Linked DNA regions of Mus musculus: region 2 is linked to region 1. A link is a loop called in an ENCODE intact Hi-C map of the cell type or tissue named here. Cell type or tissue: gastrocnemius. All regions are shown on one strand. Region 1 overlaps Ttc28 (tetratricopeptide repeat domain 28). Region 2 overlaps Chek2 (checkpoint kinase 2).

Evidence for each region. Peaks named below come from ENCODE experiments on the same cell type or tissue, not always from the same donor. Only the 100,000 strongest peaks of a DNase experiment are listed, where the experiment ranks them.
Region 2: a loop joins it to region 1, with 4 times the contacts of the local background. A loop is called at or near these places in 3 of 42 quality-filtered maps.

The regions. Positions count from the first base shown.
Region 1 is chr5:110,921,392-110,926,391 of GRCm38, reverse strand. The region is part of intron 2 of Ttc28 (tetratricopeptide repeat domain 28); the gene reads right to left. Among named protein-coding and RNA genes, the nearest start is that of Ttc28, 44 kb to the right of the region's middle. In gastrocnemius, CTCF peaks have their summits at 1,569 and 2,823 (motif pointing right); no DNase peak of the experiment used is centred here; H3K27ac peaks cover 223 bases.
Region 2 is chr5:110,864,711-110,869,710 of GRCm38, reverse strand. It overlaps Chek2 (checkpoint kinase 2), which reads right to left. Exons shown (of 15, transcript NM_016681.4): 10 at 4,103-4,189; 11 at 3,285-3,448; 12 at 2,658-2,773; 13 at 1,618-1,703. Among named protein-coding and RNA genes, the nearest start is that of Ttc28, 13 kb to the left of the region's middle. In gastrocnemius, no CTCF peak of the experiment used is centred here; no DNase peak of the experiment used is centred here; H3K27ac peaks cover 1,327 bases.

The DNA of each region.
Region 1 (5,000 bases):
CATCACACACACAGATGACACACAAACATACACCTCACTCACACAACATACAACACAGAAACACCACACACACATAAAGACACACAAATGCCCACTCACACAACTTAAAACACAGATAGACACACCACACACATATATACACACACACTATACTACACCACACACACACAGCACAAATAAACACACCCCACAGGGGCCCACACACACAATGTTTAGAAAGTTTTTAAAGAATTAAGTATTTCAAAAACAAATTCTATCAAAAAATATAAGATACAGATGACTGAGAAAACAAGAGTGGTTCAAATGTAAAATACGTACCACATACCAGGACATATAATATAATAGCTTCTAAATGTGAGTACGACTCATCACCAGAAGATGGCCAGCGCATGAGTCAGTGCATATGCCAATGTGTGTTTAGACATTCCACAATGTATTCTCTACCAAAACATTATGTCGTTCTTCTGAAGCACAGAACTCTCCTTTATCAACTGAAAGCCCGGTGCTGCAGCTACTTACACCAACACACACCTGCAGCAAGGAAACAACACTCACTGTACCTCACTCCATGTCTTAGGAACCCAGGTTTACAAACAAGCATCACACCATGGCTGCAGTTAAGTGGCGGAACTAGATTTTCCAACCTGCTGTGGGTCTGAGTGCAATACAAGCGAATGTTCACATAGAGGCCAAGGGCAATATGAGATGTCCTTCCTCCTCAGGCACCATCAATCCTGTTTTTAAGGCAGGCTCTTACTGGGAGCAGCTAGGCTGCTGTGAGCGAGTGAGTCTCAGAGATCTACTAGATCTACCTCCCAGCACCTGAATTACAAGCATCTCCACCACATTCAGCTTCTTACATGAGTGTTCATGGTTGCACAGGACTTTAATGACTGCGCTATCTCCTCAATGCATCAAACTATGTCTTTCTGACTCTCAAACCAACAAGGCTTGCTCTAGACCAATCTGATAAAATTGACAGAGACCTAAAGTACAAAGTGCAAACCCTCTAAGGACTTGAGTAGCCACCTAATTCACAATGGATACTTTCTAAGCTGATGCACATCCTGAAACGGCAGATGCTGAAACTGCACACAGTAACAAATGCTGAACATGTATCACTTATACGTGAGTCCTGTTTAAAGCCAACAACTGGCAGCATAAGCATGCTAGTCCCCGACATCGATGAAGGAGCAGAGAAATCCTCCCCGTTGGTGACAACAGTCATCTCAACACTGCAGTGCATTATTCAACTGTTGTGGAGACGATGATTTAAGGTTGCTGGGCTTCCGATCATATAAAAGAAAAGAAAGAAACGCGATGCATGACACGTATGCTGAAAATCTTAATAAACAATTGTTACTGCTTCCCATGTTTTTGTAATTTTGACACCTTACTATACATACACTTTCTATACATAAAAAAAGCTTAATGTAAAGTGTCCACCTCACCCATCTCCCATTCACCACCTATCTTGATCAAAAGTCTTTGTGCAGTGATGAACTACAACATGTAGGCTTGTGTACACTCCAGAAGGTTGCTGTAAGACAGCACCACCTGATGGCGCAATACTCAGAAAATACTATGATCACAAAAAGATGTAAGACTGTAGTAGTTGTACGCACATTTCCTTATGATTAATTTATAAATTAGGTGCATTAAGACAACAGTGCCAGGCTTAGAGGCACACACTTTTAATCTCGGCAGAGAGAGGCAGAGGCAGGCATATCTCCAAGTTCAAGACCAGTCTGGTCTACAGAGCATGTTCCACAACAGTCAACCCTACAGAGAAAAACCCTATCTCGGGGAAGAAAGAAAAAGCAACAAAAATAACTAATAACACCAGAAAACAATGATAGCAATATAGCCAATAACAACAAGGAACAATGATGGCACTGCAGTGAGTGACATCATTAGCACTGCCACTCCTGCACTTGGGACATCATGAAGCCAGGTGAAGGGTGACAGGAACACAGATACTGTCTCAGAAATCAGAGAATAGGTCTATACCTGGTATCCAAGTGACCACACAGCACACAGAGCACCTAGTGTAAATAAATACCTGACAAACAGAACAGTATACAGTTTAAAACCGATACGTTCATTGATCCTGGAATTTCCATGTAATATTTTAGATCACAGTAAACTGAAAATAATAAAAATTACAGAAAACGAACCCATACACAGAAAGAATTGCTACAAGTCGACAGCAGAGGAGTCTGACAAGAATTTCAGTTTCTATAACTAACACAAACAGATGAAAGCCAAGCTCTCCCAGAATCTTTTAAAGAGAAATGAATACACCTATAGCCAGGCAGTGGTACCCACACCTCCAATCACAGCACCTGGCAGACAGAGGGAGGAGGTGCATCTCTGTGTGTTCAAGGCCAGCCAGGTCTACATACTGAGTTCTAGGACAACCAGGGCTACAAAGGAAAACCTTGTTTCAAAAAACAAAAACAAAACAAAACAAAAAACAAAATCCATGGCAGAGAAACATATACAAACTCTAAGACAAGAAATCATAACCCTGGAACAGGACATAAACAAAAAACCTGTATAAACCATCACTAAGATCAAGGAGAAAGGAGCCGAGCCCTTGAAGGACAGACCGGCACTTTGTAAGAATATGTGTGACTTCCTATGACAGGACAGGGCACTCAGGACTCCAGAAGCAAGCTAGACTCTGTCAGACCTGGGGAGCAGAAGAATAGATACATTCATTAATGTTTAACTGCCTCAAAGCTCTGAATTCAGCCTTCAGCTCCTCTTCTGCATTACTAAAATTTTGCTACCATGAGCATGATATGGCTCTTTCTCAGTAGAGGGCACTGGAGGACTGGTCCATGAAAGAGCTCTCTAGCTCTTAGACAGGCGATAACACTGAGGACACTCTCTGGAATTTGCCCAAGTGAGTACTAAGAGTGACCAGAAACTCTCAACTGCAGCTGAGCCTGGTGACATCTTCCTGAGCCCTCCATGAGCTAGAAGCTGCAGGTGTGGACCACTCTGCCTCCTTTGCAGACAGGTGCTGAGCTCATTTTGCAGATTCCTGAGTCACTCTCAGCACCACAGCTACAGCTACAGCTACGTGGACACTGTGCACTCCAGGCCTCCTGCATGTCAAGTATCCTTGATTTCAATTTATTCTCTATTAACTAATGTTCCAGAGAGCTACTTTGCACTCTGCAAGCAAATACAAACCATTTTCACCCTGCCAGAAATGTCTCTGGATCCAATGTATTGCTTCTCCATCTTTTCAGAAGAGGCAAACAAATATGTGCAAGATTTCCACACATCTGCCCTTTCTCACTCCCCCCTCCTCCCCCTCTTCCTCTCCTTCTCCCCCCCCCCCCCAAGCTCTGGAATACCCTAGAGAATTGATTTAAGCTTACAGAGACATATTATATAACAGCTTCATAATTCTGTGTACAAAACTTCCCCTGTTTAAATAACTGTCAGCTGACTGGACCAAGAACTACTAGCAACATGAAATAATCTCAAAAAAGAGACACTCTAAAAACCTGACTGCTGTAACTGGCCTGGTTAGGCCCTTAGATATGAGAGAAACAAGATGCTAATTCACATGTTAATGGAAATATGCCCCATGGTTGTTAATTAAGTGACAAGAAAAACAAATATCACTGGGGCGCAAGTGGCTAATGCACTCTGCAATTTGTGAATGGTGTCTACAAGGGCCAGGGTATGGGATATATGATTCTTAGTGTATTTCAGGGCTTTTATACAGGACTTATAACAACTTTGAGTATATCAACTTAGTCCAAAAGATAATCAAAGATTCTTTAAGAGAAGCTGAAGAGGTGGCTCAGCAGTTAAAAGCTCCTGAAGAAGACCCAAGTTCAGTCACACAGCACCGCACTAAAAGACTCACAACCACCTGTAAACTTGTAGCTTGAAAGGACCCAACACCTTATTCTGGTCTCTTGGGGCACTCCCAGACACATGAGCATATATAGAGACAGACAGACAGACAGACAGATACATACAACACACACACAAATGAATAAAAATAAATTTTAACAAAATAATAAGTAACAATTGCTTTAAAAGTGAACATTAAGTTTCAAAGTGGAATGTTTTGTTTTTAAAGCCATTAAACTGCCAAAGAACTTTTGACACATAAATGACGACCATTTAGAAGATGAAAAGGAGAAAATGAGTCCAAATATTAAGTCAACAAAGATAAGTGGCCTAAGAATATAGTTCTAAAAAACATGCAAGATCTATGTGGAAATATCATTTATTACTACTGAATTGAACCGAGTATAAATATCCATCCTATTTTGAGCAGAAAGATTCAATGACACTAAGGTATCAATGTTTTATCTATGACTTATTTTTCATAAGAGTAATACAAAATACCAAGATAAGTTTTAACTAGGTTTAAGCAAGAATAGGCCCTGTACATTCACATGTTTGAGAGCTTGATCACTAGGAGGTAGAACTGTTTAGGAAAGATTAGGAGGAAGTGTACCACTGGGGTATGCAGGATATTCTCTTGTGCACTGTGTAGAAGCATTCACCTATCAACAAAGAGCTGAATGGCAGGATTGGAAGGTGGGACATCCAGCAGAGGGGGTGGGGGGAATTCTGGGAAAGAGTCATGAGCAGATTTCGCCTGGACTAGGACAACACTGACAAATGTGACTGAGGAGAGGTAACTAGCCATGTGGCAGGCATAGCCAGTCAGAGAATAAGCCAAAGCCTACGGCCTGGGCATTAATTCATAAATAAATAAGTCTCAGAGTCATTATTCTGGAAACAAAGAAGACAGATAGAAAAGCTCCTGGCTATAGGGGTGGGCTTTGAGGTTTCAAAAATCCATACCAGGATGTTCCATTATTTATATCTGTATCATGCTTATAAGTCAAAACATAAGCTCTCAGCTACTGCTCCCGCAGCATGCCTATAGGCATGACACCATGCTTCCTGCTACATGGCCAAGGACTCACCCTCTGAAACTGCAAACCCCCAACAAT
Region 2 (5,000 bases), 57 kb after region 1:
AACCCTGTCTTGGAAAAAAAAAAAAAAAAAAAAAAGAAGTTCAAGCAAAATGGGCTGCACTGACTCATGCATCTTAGGCAAACACAAACCCTGTTGCTAGGCCTAACTGGCCAGCCCGTGCTTTTTTTTTTCCAAAGCTAACACAGAAAGCCAACGCAGTGTGTCTGCCTCCGTTTGGATTCCAGAAGCTGCCCTATTAAGGCATGTGAAAAGAGCCAAAGGGAGGGCTTCTCTTTTCATCAGAGTTAAACCCCCACCCGCAAAGACACCTTTGTTTCCAGGCTCCTTGTCTCTAAGGCCCTTGCTGCTTTCAGATCTGTGTGGTCGAGTAAACATTAAGTCACCTGACAGATTTCTTCTGCGAGGAGAATCGTGTTTCCAGGGCAACAACCCAAACACATAGATCTGTCCCTTTCCCCCCACCACTCCTCACCCTCCGCCTTTTAAAAAATATTTTATTGCATTTTTCACTTATCTTATGTGTGTGTGTGTAGAATCAGAGGATAACTTTCAGGAGTTTGTGGAGTCTGGGGATGAAACTTGGGCCATCAGATCTTGTGCTGGACCTGGTGAGGAGACATCCCCCTCAGGTCCAGCTGCCCTCCTTCTTTTAAGGATTTCTCGTTCTCTACCTAAACTAGTCAGACCAAAACTTAGGTGTGGATGGTTGCAAGACAGAAAGGGGACAATCTTCCAGAGTCCCATAAGGACAGCAGGGATTTTTCAAGGTGTTCCCAGAACTGAGAACCACAGATGGGGGATGGGGAGTTGGGGGGGGGAAGCTCCAGCCACCTAGTGATGTCACCCAGCCCCACAGGAAACAGAGGCCTAAGGATGTTCACAGGAAAGTGTAGCCAAGATGAAGAATACAATCAGACATCTACAAGAGAAGCTGCAGGATGCTCTCGCTGATTAATTCCAAGCCAACGATTAATCTCCCAGAGTTACAGACGCTCTTACACTGGCAGCAGGCTTTGAGTGAGCCTGGCACAAAACTCTCAAAGCAACAGGGACATGTGAACAGAGATGTCATGCACACTCAAAGGGTGCAGGTGACATGCTTGTTCACCGGGAACAAGACTGGCATCCTTTAAAACATGGCTCAGGAAGTGGCTGGGTTCCCTCAGGGACACTGCCTTCCTGGACCTGCCCCAGTTTTTTGATTAAAAGTAAAAAAAAAAAAAAAAATGTCTGGACCATAGCACAGTCTGATCCACCAGGCAGAGGAGGGGTAGAAAAGGGAGACAGCTGGCAGTTGAGGAAGACAAAGCTCTCAGAGGAATTTCAGCCACACTGCAATCTCAGGGCAAATGGAACCAGAACCCAGCATGAAGTACGCCAACAGTTGCATGGAAAGAGCTGACACCCAACACACACACATATTCATTTACCCTCTCTTCTCCCATTTCCCGCCCCCCATCTCTCCCTCCCCTCTCTCCCTCTGCCACACGCGAGTGTGTACTGATTAAAAACAATTGCACATACACTTTACCTACACCCTGATTGAAAACACTTACATAATGAACCCAAAGACACAGAGACCCTCAGCCTCACCTCACCTAAGCAGTGTGGGACTTTCCCTGAATTTTAGGCGAAAAGGAACTGCCTCGTACCCACCTGAAGCCACGGATGATTTAAGGCCTCCTCTGTGGTAAGCCGAGCCTTTGGGTCTACAACTAACAGTTTCTTGACAAGGTCCAGAGCTACAGCAGCAAGAGAATTGGGGAAATCATAATAAATAGAATAAATACATGCCACCTGCATTATTAAACTATGCCAGAACTACAGACCGCCAGCCAGAGAAGAGAGCAGCATGGGACAAGCTGATTGGATGGAGAAAGCCCTCTAAGCCCCTCCCTCTCTGAACACAGGAGAGCGGGACCTGAAGAATGAGGATGTACCCATCTCTCTCTGCTCAGACATCATAACCCTTCCTGTTCCTTGTCGTGCTCGAGTTCAGGCAAATCTAAACTGAACTTCTACCCAGTTCAGAGACTCTCACGATGGGCCAGAAACGCTTGAGTCCCATTGCTTGATGGTGAGAGACCAGAGAGGGGCTCTTTATAAGTAAGTTAAAATAAAGTCCTACCTCACAAGCAAGCAACAGCCAAAGGCTGGCTTGTATGCCCCATGACGCAGCGATATTCTTCCTTAAACCCCTGATATTTAATGCAATCACCTAGGTTATATGACTAGACACTTTTCTCCTGGGAGGTGCAAGGTTGCACTTTTAACTTATAACTCAGAGATAACCTTTGACACTGAGCTCTAACATTCTATCTACTCGAAGAATGTTGGTCCTGAGAAGCTTCTGCACACTTGAACAGGGAGCAGACCCTTGACTCTGTTATACAAAACCTCACACAAAACCTTTCATGTCTGGGCTATTAACCACTTATTTACAAATAAAAAAAAGAGAGACTCAAAAACACTGAGCAACTCGCTCAAGGGCACAAAACAGACAAGTAGCAGACCTAGAACCTAACACTCAGGCTCTGAAACCCAGGCTCTTATTAATCATGTCCTCTTCCTGTCAAATGGTGCAAAGCAGCGGAGTGATCAGATGGGAGAAAAACAGCAGTCTGAGGAGAAACTCCCACCAACAGGACACCCACATGGCAGTCAACCACACCTCTGTGACCCTTCCGTATCCATACCCTCCTCTGAGACATCTGTCCAGACTTCAGGAATAAAGTTGTACTTTCCACTGGTGATCTGATCCTTCAGGGACACTTGGGTCTTATGCTCAGAGAAAGGTGGATACCCACTTAGGCTTAATGTTGGTAGAGAAAGAAAGGGAAAAAGTCAAGCGGCATTCTCAGTGGCATTGGATACACAGGCTTCTTCTCGGCAGTGAGAAAAATCAGCTTTTTTCTTTCTTTCTTTTTTTCTTTTTTTCTTTTTTTCTTTTTTTCTTTCTTTCTTTCTTTCTTTCTTTCTTTCTTTCTTTCTTTATTTATTTATTTATTTATTTATTTATTTATTTATTTTTGGGTTTTTTGAGACAGGGTTTCTCTGTATAGCCCTGGCTGTCCTGGAACTCACTTTGTAGACCAGGCTGGCCTCGAACTCAGAAATCCGCCTGCCTCTGCCTCCCAAGTGCTGGGATTAAAGGCGTGAGCCACCACCGCCCGGCAAAAAAAAAAAAAAAAAAATCAGCTTTTCTTAAGTCAACCTTCAAAAAGAAATGACCTGAGTCAAACAGAAGCCCTCTACCCAGACACAGGGACATTTTTGTCCCACCTCATCCAACCAGACTGTGAAGCCATGAAAATGTCTCCTACCAGATGAAAAGAATAACTCCTAAACTCCAGCAGTCCACAGCGCGGCTGTACCCAGCAGTCCCGTTGGAGACAAGAACCTCAGGAGCCAGATAAGTGGGCGTACCACATAAGGTTCTCATCAAGGAGGTCTCCCCCAAGATCTTGGACTGCCCAAAGTCAGTGATCTAAAAATCATAAACAAAACAAATGAAATCCAAACATTATCATAGCCCATCATCCCAAGAGACACAAAAACTGGATTATCTGTCATACAGACACCTGACATTAACCCTAAATACACAATTTCACGTCTTTGTAATGTATTAAATTTTGCTTAAAGGAAAATCCCTGGAACCTGAGAAATAATTTACCTATGATCATTATAATCTGACAAAAACTTTATGACCCCTGCCACAAACACATTAGGACACTAATATTGATGCACCCAAAACGCTTAAGTCTCACGACACTATGGGACATCTGGAGAGCTCGGGGAGAAAGAAAGCACCTGTTGTCAGCCTAAAGTTTTACGTTTTGGGGTCATCTTGTTGTTTTTTGTCTTGGGACTGTAACAGGAGATTCTAAAATGAAGCTAGGCTCAGGAGGAAAGGCGGACTCCATGACTCAATGGTCCATTGAGACCCTCTTCCCTCCCTCCGAACACAGAAGTGGCTTGTATGCTCTGGAGTTCAGTAACTGCCCATTAGATAGGTGGAACACTGGGCCGTCTCAACAATAACTGGTAAGATTGGGAAGTGAGATTCTCAACCTTTTAATACTCTTATTTGTTTTTAATATAAGAAATTAAAAGTGGCCACAGAGAGGTTAAGCATTGTCACCTTGATTAGACAATCCTCTTCCTGAGATGATAAAAGAACATTCTCCGGCTTTAAGTCCCGATGTATGATCCCATTTTCGTGAAGGTACTGTACAAAAACAGGCAACTGTTGGTTTATATGTACACATGTAAGGAGACACAGTTACCAACAGCTAACTCTTAGCCTGGGTAATATTAAGCTATATGGTGCAGCAGCATCCTAAAAGTCAGAGCTGGACCAGGCCTGAGCACTTAGAAATTTATGTTACAAAAAGCTTTAAAATGCATAAAAATGAAAAGAGCGTCTTAGAATGGTAAAGCTTGTGTTTTACAAAGACAGAAAACAAAAATCCCCTCACAGACAGGCATGGTGTCTGTTTCAATAAACATTTAAATGAATGATAACATATCTTAGGAATTCCATCAAAATTACACATTTTGTTATTCAATCCCTAAGAGTATTTTAAAGGTACTTGACACCAAACCTGAAAACCTCCAGTCACAAAGAGCCCACCATGGAAGAGAACAGACTTCTCCAGGTTGTCCTATAACAAGCTCTCTCTCTCTCTCTCACACACACACACACACACACACACATTCTCTCTCTCTCTCACACACACACACTCTCACAACTCTCACATATACACTCTCATATACTCTTACACACTCACACACACACACTCTCTCACACATACACACACACACTCTCACAACACTCACATATACACACACTCTCATACACTCTCATACACACACACACACTCTCACTTTCACACACACACTCACACTCTTTCATACACACACTCACTCTCACATACACTCTCACACACAGTCACACACAAAGCAGAGAAACTCTGAAAGCTGAAGCTATAGGACTTGCCTAGCATGAACTATTTTCAACCCCCAATGCTATAAACACC